Linked DNA regions of Homo sapiens: region 1 is linked to region 2. A link is an interaction called in ENCODE POLR2A ChIA-PET data of the cell type or tissue named here. Cell type or tissue: B cell. All regions are shown on one strand. Links, peaks and the distances in the headings refer to the core of each region. The heading gives the core; the rest is flanking DNA. Region 1 has its middle 13 kb from the start of EIF2S2. Region 2 overlaps CBFA2T2 (CBFA2/RUNX1 partner transcriptional co-repressor 2).

Evidence for each region. Peaks named below come from ENCODE experiments on the same cell type or tissue, not always from the same donor. Only the 100,000 strongest peaks of a DNase experiment are listed, where the experiment ranks them.
Region 1: POLR2A ChIA-PET joins it to region 2 with 10 read pairs; 2 of 35 experiments call an interaction of 5 or more read pairs at or near these places.

The regions. Positions count from the first base shown.
Region 1 is chr20:34,118,294-34,131,887 of GRCh38, reverse strand. It overlaps the pseudogene RPS2P1. Among named protein-coding and RNA genes, the nearest start is that of EIF2S2, 13 kb to the right of the region's middle. RefSeq lists an enhancer at 1,891-2,185 and a silencer at 7,125-7,194. In B cell, for the core only: no CTCF peak of the experiment used is centred there; a DNase peak (open chromatin) is centred at 7,237.
Region 2 is chr20:33,608,422-33,610,921 of GRCh38, reverse strand. All of the region lies in intron 2 of CBFA2T2 (CBFA2/RUNX1 partner transcriptional co-repressor 2), which reads right to left. Among named protein-coding and RNA genes, the nearest start is that of C20orf144, 53 kb to the left of the region's middle. In B cell, for the core only: no CTCF peak of the experiment used is centred there; a DNase peak (open chromatin) is centred at 1,231; H3K27ac peaks cover 834 bases.

The DNA.
Region 1 (13,594 bases), core at 5,779-8,278, 520 kb before region 2:
CAGAGGGAGACCGTGGAAAGACAGGGAGAAGGAGACCGTGGGGAGAGGGAGATGGAGACAGAGATGGAGAGGGAGGGGGAGAGGGAGAGGGAAAGGGAGAGTTCTTTTTTGTTTAACCAATTGAGTTTTGAGTGTTCTATTAGTTCTTTCAACTATGGCCTATCCTTGGGAATTATAGGGAATTCCTGTTGTATGTGTAATTTTCCACTGATTTAAGAATTTTTGGAATGTTTTACTACAGTATCCTGGCCCATTGTCAGTTTTAATTTTTTCCAGAACTCCCATGAGAGCAAAACAATATAATAAATGTCTTTTAACATGGGAAGTACTTTCTCCTGTCTCGCAAGTTGCCCATACGAAATGTGAATAAGTATCAACTGTCACATGGACAAATGATAATTTTCCAAATGAAGATACATGTGTGACATCCGTTTGCCATAACGCATTAGGACATAGACCTCTGGGATTAACTCCCGCCTCTTGAGTGGGCAGGTGTAGGACTTGACTCTGGGTGCAATGTTGTACAATATTTTTTGCCTGTTTCCATGAGATATCAAATTTATTTTTAATCCTGCTGCATTTACATGAGTCAAAGCATGAAGTTCTTGTGCTTTTATGAATGCAGATGATACCAGTAAGTCAGCTTGTTCATTTGCTTTAGTTAAAGACCCTGGTAAATTAGTGTGTGCTTCAATGTGAGTAATACAAAATGGGAAATTTCTTTTTCTCACAGTTTGTTGTAATAAGTTGAACAGCTGGTTTAACTGATCATCAATACTATATTTGATTAGGGCTGTCTCAACATCCCTTGTAGCCTGTACTACATATGCAGAATCTGATACAATATTAATAGGCTGATTAAAATCTTGTAACACTGTAATGACTGTAACCAACTCTGCTCTTTGAGCCCAGTGATATTGAGTTTCGATGACTTGTTCTTTTGGCCCAATGTAAGCTGCTTTTTCATTGCTGGAACCATTAGTAAACACCGTCAGAGCATTTTCTAAAGGTTCATGTCTGGTAATTTTAGGTAAAATCCAAGTAGTCAATTTTAAAAACTGGAAGGTTTTTGTTTTTGGGTAATGATTGTCAATAATTCCCACAAAATCAGCAAGACCAGTCTGCCATGTACAAGAATTGATAAAGGCTTGTCTAACCTGTTCCTTGTTTAAAGGAACAATGATTTTGTCTGGGTCACTTCCACACAATTTTATTATTCATAACCTTGCCTGACCAATTAATGTAGCTATTTGATGCAATGTAAAAGTCTTAATTGTACTGTGAGGAAGGAATGACCACTCCACAAGATCAGTATTTTGAACAATGATGCCTGTCAGAGAATGTGCAGTAGCAAAAATCAAAAGTTGGAGTGGGACCAAGGGATCTATTCTATTTACTTGTGCTGACCAAATTTTTTCTTCAACTAATTCAATTTCTTTTGCTGCCTCTGGGGTCAATATTCTTTTACTATTTAAGTCCGGGTCCCCTCTTAAGATAGAGAACAAATTTGACATGGCATAAGTAGGAATGCCTAAAATTGGCCAAATCCAATTAATATCTCCTAGCAATTTTTGAAAGTCATTTAATGTTTTTAATGTGTCTTTTCTTATTTCTATTTTTTGTGGTTTAATTTTTCTATTTTTTACCTGCATCTATGTTAACTGGGATTGGCGGCCCTATTTTTGCGGATCTGTTGTTGTACCCCATCAATCCACCAGGTCTTAAATTGTAAAAATTGAGAAGGTGAGAGTGATGATTTGGCCAAAATTTCCCAGTCATAAGGAATAAGTCTATTTCCATGAGCAATGGAATCTAATAATGTTCTCATATAAGGAGAATTGGGTCCATACTGTTTTACTCCCTCTTTCATGTCTTTTAGCATTTTTATAGAAAAGGACTCATATCTGGCATCAGCTTGGGGAGGGCCCTTCTCCAGGTAGTATGGGCTCTAATATTACTTGAAATTAAAACGCCTCAGTATCTCTCCTTGTTTTCTTGCCTTCTCAATAATTTCATGTAATGCACCATCCTGTCCACTAGGTGGTGGTGTAGGATTAAGTCTCATAGTGGGCAGCTGAGGCTATATCGCCGTGCGTGCCCTGTGGTGCTGGAAACGTTCCTGGCTGTCCATACTGATTTTCTGGGGGGCGGCTGATACTGAAGTTCGGCTGGCGGTCAGTATTGATAGGGTACTGGCGGTTGGGTCTTACTTTCTACCAGCTGATATTGTGAATACTGTATCTGGATTGGCATTGCTGTGATAGAGACTATCCTTTTCTATCTGATATTCTCTTGGGGTTTGTACTTGTCTAACCTGCATTTGAGGTTGTAATGTTACGGGCATCTGAACTGTGGGAGGAGGAGTTGGCCATCGTGGGTTAGACTCTGATGGCCCCAATAGTTCTAGACCTTTTCCCCCCAATTTTGATGGTTCATAATATATTACCTCCTGTAATTGGTTGTAGTCAACATTTTCCGTTGACTGAGCCATTACACTCTTCTACCCTTTTTTTCTTTTTTTTTTTTTCGAGACGGAGTCTCGCTCTGTTGCCCAGGCTGGAGTGCAGTGGTGCCATCTCGGCTCACTGCAAGCTCCGCCTCCCAGGTTCACGCCATTCTCCTGCCTCAGCCTCCCGAGTAGCTGGGACTACAGACACCTGCCACGACGCCTGGCTAAGTTTTTGTATTTTTTTAGTAAAGACAGGGTTTCACTGTGTTAGCCAGGACGGTCTCGATCTCCTGACCTTGTGATCCATCCGCCTCGGCCTCCCACAGTGCTGGGATTACAGGTGTGAGCCACTGCGCCCAGCCAGACTCATCTACCTTTTTATACTGTGAACCTTGCGTTACTTTCTTGAATTCTGTCCCTGCCTCTTCCTCACAATCTATTACACAGCTTTCAGGGGCATCAGAAACTGAAACGCTATCTTCTTCTGTTTGAAATGATTCTAAACCTATTTTAATAATGGCCCAATCATTCCATACTGTAAGTGGGATGATTTTATCCTCCCTATTTGCTTGTTTTAATTCTTTGCCAATTTTTTCCCAGTCTTTTAGATCTAACGTTCCCTATTCTGGAAACCATAGGCAGAATTGTTCTATTGTTTGAAATAGCATGATTAGATTTCTGTGGAGGCTCTAACTCCCCCTCTTCTTAAAATAACTTTAATAAAGCTGAGATAAGAGGCATATTTGCTTTCAGTTTGACCCATTCTTACCCTGGGTTTCTCTGAGTGCACAAGCTTACCACAAGGCTGATCATGGAAGTCTTCGGGAATCTCTCGTCGATTTGTCTTCAATGATCACACTCTAGCGTATCTTCACCGTAGAGAAAGGAACCCACATTGGGCACCAGATGAAGAGGGCCTGCCCCTGCACACCTGTGGGTATTTCTCGCAAGGTGGAGACGAGAGACTGAGAAAAGGAAATAAGACATAGAGACAAAGTATAGCGGAAGAAAAATGGGCCCAGGGACCGGCGCTCAGCAAGTGAGGACCTGCACCAGCGCTGGTCTCTGAGTTCCCTCAGTATTTATTGATCACTATCTTTACTATCTCAGCAAGGGGAATGTGGCGGGGCTATAGGGTGAAGGTGGGGAGAGGATCAGCAGAAGACCATGTGAGCAAAGACTCTGTGTCATGAATAAGTTTAAGAAAAGGTGCTGTGCCTGGATGTGCACAATCGCTAGATTTATGTTTAAGCTTACATAAACACCTCAGTGCAGTAAAGAGTAACAGAGCAGTATTGCCGCCATGATGTCTCATCTCCAGCCATAAGGAGGTTTTCTCCTATCTCAGTAAATAGAATGTATGGTCGGGTTTTACACCGAGACATTCCATTCCCAGGGACGTGCAGGAGACAGATGCCACACTCTTATCTCTACCGCATAGAGGCCTTCCTATTTCACTAATCTCCTTAGCACAGACCCTTTACGGGTGTCGGGCTGGGGGGCTGTAAGGTCTTTCCCTCCCCACGAGGCCATATCTCAGGCTGTCTCAGTCCGGGGAAACCTGGACAATACCCAGGCTTTCTTGGGCAGGGGTCCCTGCGGCCTTCCACAGTGCATTGTGTCCCTGATTAATAGAGAATGGAGAATGGCGATGACTTTCACAAAGCATACTGCCTGCAAACACATTTTTTTTTTTTTTTGAGAAGGAGTGTTGCGCTGTCGCCCAGGCTGGAGTGCAGTGGCACGATCTCGGCTCACTGCAAGCTCTGCCTCCTGGGTTCATGCCATTCTCCTGCCTCAGCCTCCCGAGTAGCTGGGACTACAGGCGCCTACCACCACGCCCAGCTAATTTGTTGTATTTTTAGTAGAGACGGGATTTCACCGTGTTAGCCAGGATGGTCTTGATCTCCAGACCTCGTGATCTGCCCGCCTCAGCCTCCCAAAGTGCTGGGATTACAGGTGTGATTTTTTTTTTTTTTTTTTTTTTGAGACGGAGTCTTGCTCTGTCACCCAGGCTGGAGTGCAGTGGCTCAATCTCGGCTAACTGCAAGCTCCGCCTCCCAGGTTCATGCCATTCTCCTGCCTCAGCCTCCCGAGTAGCTGGGACTACAGGGGCCCGCCACCACGCCTGGCTAATCTTTTGTATTTTTAGTACAGACAGGGTTTCACCATATTAGCCAAGATGATCTCGATCTCCTGACCTCATGATCTGCCCGCCTCGGCCTCCCAAAGTGCTGGGATTACAGGCATGAGCCACTGCGCCTGGCTGCAAAAACATTTTTAACAAAGCACATCCTGCACAGCCCTAAATCCCTTAAAACTTGAGTCAATACAGCACATGTTTTTGTGAGCACAGGGTTGGGACAAGAGTTACAGATTAACAGCATCTCAAAGCAGAACAATTTTTCTTAGTACAGATCAAAATGGAGTTTCTTTTGTCTTACTTTTTCTAGATAGACACAGTAACAGTCTGATCGCTCTTTCTTTTCCCTATACATTTTGAGTTGATTTTTTGCGTATGGTGAGAGACAGGAGTTTAGTTTCATTCTTCTGGATATGGATATCCAGTTTTCCCAACAACATTTTTCCCCAATGTATGTGCTTGGTACCTTTGTCAAAAATCAATTGGCTGTACGTGGATTTATTTCTGGGTTCTCTTTTTGTTCCCTTGGTCTGTGTTTTTATATCAATACCATGCTGTTTTGGTTATTAGAGCCTTGCAGTATATTTTAAATTCAGGTGGTGTGATGCCTCTAGCTTTGTTCTTTTTGCTTAGGATTGCTTTGACTATTTGGACTTTTTGTTCCATACAAATTTTAGGATTTTTTTTCTGTCTTTCTTGTTTTACTAGAGCAAATCCTCCAGTGCTTTCCTAAGAAAAGTTATGTGGGGATGAGGGGTAAATTTCTGATCCTTGCATGCCTAAAAATATACTTATTTATTCCTCATACTTGACTGATAATATGGCTTAGTATAGGAGTTCTAGATTGAAAACGTATTTTCTCTCAGAATTTTGAAAGCCTCCCTATATCGTCTTCTAGCCACTAATGTTACTATGGACAAAAATGCTATTCCTATTACCTGCTCTTTCATAAGTAACCTGTTGCCCTTTCCCTGCCCCCTCCTCACCTCCTATCACCAAGATTTTTGATTTTCTCTTTATCCTTTGTGTTAAAAAATTTCATGATGATGTGCCATAATGTTTTTCCTTTGTTTTGTTTTCTTTCATTATGCTGGGCACTCAGCAGGCTCTGCCACTCTGGAAACTCAGTTTCTTTGATAATTTTCTTCCATTTCTTCTGTATTTCCAGAACTCCTGTTAATCTAATGGTCGACCTTATGGATTCATCCTCTAATTATCTTTTCTCTTTTATTTTTCCATTTGTATTTCTGTTCTACTTTCTGAGAGATTTCCTCAACTTTATATATTAAGACTTATATAAATTATTTATTTTTCTATTATTATTATTTGAGAACAGGTCTTGCTGTATTGCCCAGGCTGGAGTGCAGTGGCATGATCATAGCTCACTGCAGCCTCCATCTCCTGGGCTTGAGCAGCCCTCCTGACTCAGCCTCCTAAGTAGCTGGGACCACATGCATGAGCCACCACAGCTGGCTAATTTTTTTTCTTTTTTTATTATTTATTTATTTATTTATTTATTTATTATTTTTTTGAGATGGAGTCTCGCTCTGTTGCCCAGGCTGGAGTGCAGTAGTGTGATCTCGGCTCACTGCAAGCTCTGCCTCCTGGGTTCATGTCATTCTTCCGCCTCAGCCTCCCTAGTAGCTGGGACTACACGTGTTCGCCATCATGCCCGGCTAATTTTTTGTATTTTTAGTACAGATGGGGTTTCACCATGTTAGCCAGGATGGTCTCGATCTCCTGACCTCGTGATCCGCCCGCCTCGGCCTCCCAAAGTGCTGGGATTACAGGCGTGAGCCACTGAACCAAGCCTAATTTCTCTTTTTAAAAGAATGTTTAGCAGAGAAGAGGTCTATCTAATATTGCCCTGGTTGGTCTTGAACTCCTGGCTTTAAACAATCCTTCTACCTTGGCTTCTCAAAGTGCTGGGATTACAGGCATGAGCCATAATGCCCAGCCAATTTTTCTATTATATTTTTAATTCCCCAGAGCTGTTACTTACTCTATTTTTTTTAGAGCATTTTATCTTTGCTTTATGGATGCAGTATTTTCTATTATCTCTCATAGACTGCTTATTGTTTTTTAAAAATATTTTTCTGTTCTCTTCAGTTTCTGTTCCCTTTGAGTTTCTTTTTTCTCTATTTGATGCTGTCTTTCCTGGTGGAGGTTTATCTTAAATATCTGGTGACCCTTTGTTGTCTCTTCATATTTAAGAGTGAGTCACTAAGTATTTGGAAGCTCTGTGTTAACAGGAAGTTTATCTGTAGGATGATAAAGTGGGTACCTAGGTGTTTTGTTGGGGGACCTCAAATATCAGTATGTATAGATCTTTCCTCTGGGGTTAATTAATTAAAATTAATTCCCTGATATCTTGCCTGGAGAATACAAGCCTTGCTGTCAGCATTCCTGGAATAAATTTCAGCAGGAGGACTGAGTGCGCTTCACCATTCAGCATGTAGACAATTCATCTAATCTCTGTTTTCAGTCTGAAATCCTCCTACCTTAGCCTCCCTGCTATTATATCTTTAGCTGTGCCTGGTATCTCAGTGTCTGGAACTTCTCTACCTCAATTTTGTCCCAGGGGCTGCTAGGGAGATGAAAGGGTAGTTGTCTAAGTGAGTAGGATGGAGAAAAAGACCTGGCAGTTTCACTTCCTATAAAGGCTTTCAGCCAAACCCTCTCTCTTCTGCCTCTCACATCACCTCTGATCTGCTCTGTCCCAGTCCTGACATTCTAGTGTTCTGCAGTACGAATCTGTTTGTCCCTTGTTAGTATAACCCTCAGCAAACATTTAGAATTGTTTTCTCAGCTCAGCTATGGTTTTCCATCTTCCAAAAATTTGTTGATATCCTTAATCTGCTATTGATTTCTTTCTTATTCTCTTTGTCTGTAGACTGGTAAACCTAAAAATGTTAACTCACTGTCACTTCAGTGATTTGGGGAGTGAACAGGGATAAACATATGTGTTTAATCTGTCCAAGCATAAACAGAAGTGCAAGACTGTCAAGATGTCCACTCTTTGCTCCTATTAAAAAAAGTTAGAACCAGAAAATTCATAGATATGGCTGGGCGAGGTGGCTCACGCCTGTAATCCAGCACTTTGGGAGGCCAAGGCGAGTAGATCATGAGGTCAGGAGTTCAAGATCAGCCTGGCCAAGATGATATAACCCCATTTCTACTAAAAATACAAAAATTAGCCAGGCACAGTGGCAGGCGACTGTAATCCCTCCCAGCTACTTGGGAGGCTGAGGCAGAAGAATCGCTTGAAGCTGGGGGACAGAGGTTGCAGTGAGTCAAGATTGCACCACTGCACTCCAGCCTGGGCGACAGAGTAAGACTCCGTCTCCAAAAAAAAAAAAAAAAAAAAAAAGAAAATTCATAGGTAAAATATAGATAAAATTCTACTCTCATAGGCCAATGTGGAAAAAGTAGGAGTCTGAGAGTTGCGGTACATGTGTCCAAGCCCTGTTATTATCATTTACTGGTCTGAAGCTAGGTAAGTTAAATTTTCTGACCATCTGTTTCCTCATCTGTAAAGTGGTGATAATCATCCCTAGATAGTCTATCTTACTTGTAATGATGAAGTAAAATAATTGATATAAATATATAAACATCAAATATATATCATTTATCATAAACTCTATTAGAAGTAGGCACAGTTAAATATATTTTCAGAGGCACTGTAACATAGTAGAAATAATATGGGCTTCAGATTCACACAGACTTGGGCTCAAATTCCATCTCTGTTACTCACTGGGTTATGTTGGGTAAGTGACTGACACTCTCTGAGCCTTCATTAACCTGTTTATAAAATGGGTATAATACTTTTAACCTGACAAGGCTGTTGTTGAGTATTAAATGAGATAATGCATGTAACATCTATAGGGCCTGACACTTAGTAAGTACTCAACAGATATTAATTCTTCCATGTTGGCCCCTAATTTGAGACCAGCTTTTTTTTTTTTTTTCAGGCTTAATTCAGTTTGTTTTTCTTGTATAAAAACCCTATGCTGTAGCCACAGCTGGAGCCTGGGTCCTCTGCATGGAGACTCTGGTGTGGGTCTTGACGAGGTGGTCAGTGAATTCCTGATAGGGAGACTTGGTGAATATAGTCTCCTTCCAGAGGTCGAGGGTCAGGTAGCTGTAGGTCTTAGAGATGGTGTCAAAGGTGGCCTTGGCGAAGTTGCCAGGGTGGCAGTGCAGCCCCTGGCTGAGGTGTGGCAGTCATCAATACCAGCCATCATGAGGAGCTTCTTGGGCACAGGTGCGGAGACGATGCCAGTGCCCCTGGGTGCAGGGATGAGGTGCACCAGCACAGAGCCGCAGCGGCCTGTCACCTTGCAAGGGACGGTGTGGGCTTGTCCATCTTGTTCCCCCGTAGCCTCTGCGCACGGGGACAATGGAGTGCTTGGTCAGGATGACGGACCCGCGGATGGCAGTAGCCACCTCCTTGGAGCACTTAACGCACAGACCGACGTGGCCATTGTAGTCCCCGGTGGCAACAAACGCCTTGAACCTGGTGCGCTGGCCCGCGCGGGTCTGCTTCTGCACCGGCATAATCTTCAAACCCTCTTCCTTGAGAGAGGACCCCAGAAAAAAGTCAATGGTCTCAGATTCCTTGATGGGCAGGGAGAAGAGACATCCTCCAGGTACTTGATCTTCATGTCCTTGACCAGGTGGCCCAGCTTGGTGACGGGCATCTACTCCTTATCCTCGGCCTTGCCTCTGCGAGCTCCATGGCCTCGGCTCCGGCCCAGTCCACGGCCATGACCCTGGCCCCGGATGCCACCGCCGAAACCTCCGCGGAAGCCACCGCGGTTCCCCATCCCTCCCAGGGCTTGCGGGGGCCTCCGCCCGGCCTCCGCCCGGCCTCCACCCGACCTCCGCACCCCACGCCCTGCCGCCCCCTGCACAGGCGTCATCCGCCATTTGGGGATTTGTTGAAGAAGAGCTTTTTTATACTAACATGAAAATCCTGAGCTTGTATTTCATTAGTTCATGCTAAACTACATTGATAATTAGCATCTTAGATCATAAATAGTCCTCATAAAAGTTTATTTATTTGCTGTTTTCCCAGGACCAAATTATAAGGTGAATAGCCCAAATTAAAAGGATTCCTCATACAAGACCTTTGAAGTCAACTGGCTATTGCTGAGGCATCTTTAGCATTTCATTATGAAATAAGATGTGAAACTTGTAACAAATATCAAGAGATCAGAGGCTCTGGAATATTGAGAACAACTACAACTCAAAAAATTATTTTAAACGTTTGTTTTTTTTGGTTTTTATTTGATCCTCATACAAATCTAGACTCCACAGTCTTTTTTATCCTGTTTAAAGATGAATTAACAGAAACAATGAGTAAAGAAGCTTCCTTTACTCAACTTCCTTGAGTACTTCCTTGAGTTTCAAGGAAGTCTCAAATTCCTTGAGACTGATCTATCTGTGGAAAACAACCAAGAACTCCAACCTTGGTCTTTTGTCTCCCAGTTTAGTGCTCTCTTTTTAAAAAATATGGTAAAATACAAATACCATAAAATTTATCTTTTCAACTATTTTTAAGTATATTCACATTGCTGTACAACCAATTTCCAGAACTCTTTCCATCTTGCAAAACTGGAACTCTGTACCTATTAGACAACAACTCTCTCTTCCCCCCTCTCTCCCTAGCCCCTAGCAACCGCCATTCTACTTTCTCTTTCTATGAATTTGACTATTCTAGGTACCTCAAATAAATGGGATAACACAGTATTCGTCTTTTTGTGGCTAGCTTATTTCACTAAGCATAATGTTCTTGAGGTTCATCCATATTGTGGCATGTATCAGAATTTCCTTCCTTTTTAAGGCTGAATGATATTCTATTGTATGTACACACCATATTTTGATTACCCATTCATCCACTGATGGACACCCGGGGTGCTTCTCAGGTATGAATAATGCTGTTGTGAACATGGACATAAAAATATCTCTTTGAGACACTGCTTTCAGTTTTGTTTTGTTTTTTTTTTTTTTCTGAGACAGAGCTTCGCTCTTGTTGCCCAGGCTGGAGTGTGATGGCACGATCTCAGCTCACTGCAACCTCTGCCTCCTGGGCTCAAGTGTTTCTCCTGCCTCAGCCTCCTGAGTAGCTGGGATTACAGGCGCCGGCCACCATGTCTGGCTAATTTTTTGTATTTTTAGTAGAGATGGGGTTTTACCATGTTGACCATGGCTGGTCTCAAACTCCTGACCTCAGGTGATCCGCCCACGTCAGCCTCCCAAAGTGCTGGGATTACAGGTGTGAGCTACCATGCCCAGCCCTTTCAGGTTTTTTTTTTGTTTTTTTATTTTTATTTTTTAAATATACGTAGTAATTGAATTGTTAGATTATATGGTAATTCTGTTTAAAAATGTTTGAGGAACCACCATACTCTTTTCCATAGGGCTGCACCATTTTACAGTCCTGCCAACATACACAAGCGTTCCAGTTTTTCCACATCTTGATAATATGTGTCATTTTCTGGAGGTTTTTTTTTTAATTAATAGCAATTCTACTGGGTGTAAGGTAGTATCTCATTGTGGTTTTCTTAAGAGTTTTGAAGTCTTCTGTACAGATGGCAAGATACTAAGTAACCTTGGATAACATCATCAAAAAACATTCATATTCTTTTTTTTTTAATTGATTTTTTAAAAGAGAACAGGGTCTTGCTGTCACCCAGGGTGGAGTGCAGTGGTGTGATCATAACTCACTGCAGCCTCGAACTCCTGAGCCCAAGAGATTCTCTTGCCTCAGCCTCTTGATTAGTTGGGGCCACTGGCACATGCCACCATGCCCGGCTAATTTTTTTTTAATTACTTTTTTGTAGAGACAGGGTCTCACTATGCTGTCCAGGCTGGTCTCAAACTACTGGCCTCAAGCAATCCTCCTACTGTGGCCTCCCAAAGTGTTGGGATTACAGACATGAGCCACTGCACCCAGCCTCAACAAATGTTTACTGAGCTCCTAATAGGTGCTATGCACTGTGCTGGGTACTGGGGTTATAAGTCTCTTAAGAGCAAGGGAGAAAGATGGGCAATGAATAGTGACCAAGGTGCTGAGTGTATACAAGGTACACTTAATTACTTCTTACTGAAAGTCTGCTAATCTTTCAAGAAGACTATCAGGTGCTTTTATGGCTCACGCCTGTAATCCCAGCACACTGGGAGGCCGAGGTGGGAGAATCACTCGAGGCCAGGACTTTGAGACCAGCTGGGGCAACACAGTGAGACCCCCATCTCTACAATTTTTTTTTTTAATTAGCTGGGTGTGGAGGTACTTGCCTGTAGTCCTAGCTACTTGAGAGGATAAGGCAGGAGGATTGCCTGAGCCCAGAAGTTTGAGGCTGCAGTGAGCCATGATCATGCCACTGCACTCCAGCCTAGGTGACAAAGTGAGACCCTGTCTCAAAAAAGTGAAAACAAAAACTGATCACCTCCTTTTATAGTGAATCATAAAAGGAGTATGTAAAACATATTTATTTCCTATGCTCACATCCAATTATTCCAAACAGAATACAGCTGGGAGGTTTTCCCATCCTCTCTTGGGAAGGAGGCGACATTCAAGAAGTGAAGACTGGTGCAAGTTAGTAATTAGCACTTATACCTATCGCCCCATACGGGTGCCTGCATTCACAAACATGTGCTAGGTTTTGGGAAAGCAAAGAAATATGAGTAAGGTACAGATCCCACCCTCCAGGATCTCAAAGACAGCTACAACATAATATAAGAGCTGTAATAGAAAAAAGACAAGTAGAGAGAAAGGAATCATTTTTTTCCCTTGTACAGAAATCAAAGGCTTCTTTAAAAAAGTAAAGTCTAGATCTGGATCTTAAAGGATGACAGGAGTTCATCAGATTCCGGGAACAGGAGGGAAGGACGTTCTAGAGAGGGAACAGCATGGAAAAAATGAAATGGCACAGCATGTTTATGAAATATTAAATGATTTAGTATGACTGAAACAGCATACACAATGGAGAATGGTAAGAAGGGTAGACAGTAGCATGGTGAGAGGGGCTTGGAGGCAGACTGTGGAAATCTATTCTTCTGAAGGTAACAGAGAATTAACTGATTTTTAGGCAAGGGAGCAGCTTGATTAGTGTTTTTTTCCCGGCCCCAGGAAACTCGATGGGCTAGATGGAGGATGAACTGGAGTTACAAGAGAACCAAGAAAAAGATATGGGAGAAGGAGGTCAGGGACTAACCAAATAAGATCTCAAAGACCCTTGTTTTGTTCCACAGCAGTCATTGAGGATGACTTGTTGTGAAAAATACCCAGAGCTTTTTATTTGTTACAGAGACAGGGTCTCACTATATTGCCCAGGCTGCTCTCAAACTCCTGAGTTCAAGTGATCCTCCTGCCTCAGCCTCCCAAAGTGCTGGGATTACAGGCATGAGCCACCACGCCCAGCCATTCAAAGACTCCTGGAGTAGAGCACCAGAGCTGAGGAACTCACGTATTTGGCCTCCAAAACCAGAAATCTGATTTTCCTAAAGCATGTATCATGGAACAGATACTTGAGGATTGATTCACAATAACCAAATTCATAAGAGATTGTGGTATAAAGGATAATCCTAATTTACTAATGTACATTCATTCATTCATCAAATAGTTGTAAAGAACCTACTTTGTGCGAAGCATTATTCTAAGGAACTAGGGACACAGCTGTCATTAACAATTTCCTATCCTCACAGTTACAGTCTCTGTGGAATATAACATAGAATGTATGTTTCCAGTGAGTAAAATATTTGTTTGCTGTCTAGAGCATTTCCTTCCCAGTGCAAAGGAACCAAGGATTTTAAGTCACTAATGAAAATGTTATTTGGCAAATGATCTTCTGATCATTTGAAAAAAGAGATGGTATTAAGACCCATTTCATTCAGGTCACAGGTAAGGCCTGAGCTTATCTTCGCTCTAGAACAAGTATACCTCTCTAATGACTAGCTTTTAACCATGTTCTTTGGATTCATAATTTCTCTATCCTGAA
Region 2 (2,500 bases), core at 1-2,500:
AACAGAGTAACACTGGAGCGTTAAAAAGAAAGCAGAGTGCTCCCAGAGCAATAAGAAGGGAAATCTAACTCTACAGGTGCCATGGGCAGGGGTGGGTAGTTTTAAGAAAGACTTCCTGCAACAGGTAGTGCTTGAGATGGGTCTGGGCCAATAGATCTTTCCAGTGATGGGATACTCATGCCCATCTTTTACATTGCATCTCCTTCCCAATTTCAAGGTCCCCAAAACACTAGGCAGTCAATCAGAAGGTAGCATGTGAGCAAGACACCAGAAAAAAGAGTTATGATAATATGAGGGATATTTTTTAGGCCTACTGATTTAATGACTTATTCCTACAATAAGGTACCTATCTCTTTGGCCATCCAGAATACTCATGTCCATTAGAGCCAGTTACTCTCTGCCTTAACAGTGCTAGATTAATACTGCCAAACCCTTGGTCATTCAATAAAGCATCTTCCTGATTCCATGCAGGACACTCCCATCCTACATTTTTGCTCAAATTATAATACATGTGATTAATTACAGTTTTCCTATTTAGTTCTTAATAGTCATTTCTTGAAAATTTTAATTTCGAAAACAACCCTAGAGCTATGGTTTTGCTTGTTTGTTTTTTTGAGGCAGGGTCTCATTCTGTCATCCAAGCTGGAGTGCAGCAGCACCATCTTGGCCCATTGCAGCCTTGACCTCCTGGTGCAGCCTCGACCTCCTGGACTCAGGTGTCCTCCCACCTCAGCCTCCTGAGTAGCTGGGACTACAGGCACATGCCACCATGCACAGCTAATTTCTTTTTTTAAAATTTTTTGTAGATCAGGGAGTCTCACTATATTGCCCAGGCTGGTCTCAAACTCCTGGGCTCAAGTGATCCTCCTGCCTTGGCCTCCCAAAGGCTGGGATTACAGGCATGAGCCACCGTGCCTGGCACTGAGCTACGTTCTTGTTGGCATCAAGTAAAAATCTAAATTATCTAGTACCTAAGTATCATTCTGTTTTCACTTAATCATATCCAGCCTTAAAAAACTAAAAAAGTGAAACTTTATCTAAAAACATAAGAAACAATTTAAGACATAAGCAATGTTTAAAGAGCCAATCATTTAATCTTTACCTAGCTTAGAAAAAAGACATTTAGTCATATTTTGCCAAAAACCAACTTATTAATCATAAAAAATCTTCCACTTCCCTTCTACTTCCTCTAAGCCAGTCACAGTCAGTTAACCATCTCTGTTCCCTCTTCTTACACTGAACCTTACTCAAATTTGACCTGGCAAGCTCTTCTTCATCCCATACGGTTCAGGTATCATCTCTGTTAAGGAGCATTCTTTGACACATACTGCTGTTGCTCCGCTTGAAGGTAACCTTAGTGGATTCACTACATCTCTGTGCTGCCTATGTGCATGCTTCCACTATTTCACTTTTTTTTTTAGAGACCGAGTCTTGCTCTGTTTCCCAGGCTGGAGTGCAGTGGTTTAATCTCAGCTTACTGCAACCTCCGTCTCCTGAGTTCAAGGAATTCTCCTTCCTCAGCCTCCCGAGTAGCTGGGATTACAGGCACGCACCACCACATCCAGCTAATTTTTTGTATTTTTAGTAGAGACAGGGTTTCACCATGTTGGCCAGGCTGGTCTCGAACTCCTGACCTCAAGTGATCTGTCCTCCTCGGCCTCCCAAAGTGTTAGGATTATAGGTGTGAGCCACTGCGCCTGGCCTATGCTTGTTTATTTCTATATTTGTGTTGCCTTAATAGATGTTCACTTATTAATAATACAATACACAATACATATGTGCATACTTTAATTAAGTTTTATAAGTTGTGTATACAGTGTATATTTTTGCTTTGTTCAGCAAAGGGTGTTTAGGAAAATGCTGCTGAATGATTCACTGCATAACAGACTAACGGGCTGAGAAAAGGGGTGAGTTTTCTTGTGTCTTCCACTAAAGAAAATTAGTAAAGCTAATGAAAGGAAAGTTGAACACTCAACCTCAGCAATCCAGAAAATTAGTTGCAATAGTCTGCCATTTCTTTGTTTTCACAGAAAGGTCAATTGCCATTGGAAAGTTGCTCCATTTTGAAGGAACCAATAAAAATAACACATTACCATGCTTTTAGCTTCTCTGATGTATAGAAAGGCTTTTTCGTAGTCTCTTTAGAAAAAAATGTATGATCACATTTTCTGAAATGAAACACAACCACCGCCAAGCAGCCAAATATGGAAGTAAAAAGGGCTGAATTTGTATATACATATACCTATTGGTGTATCTTGAAATCTGATTGATGGCTGAGGTTTAAATCTGTTTCTTTTCAAGATAGTATATATGTCTAGGGCTGTTCAACTTTGAGATAGAAATTAGAATTTAAGAAAAGGGATATCACACTTCTTTTCATTCACTCTGGCTCAAACTGAATGCTACAGTTACCAGCTACTCCATTTCAAATGTTTTGGAAAATAATAAACTTCCAATTAAAGCTGTACATCTTACATTCTCTTCTCTTGCCTTTTAAAAT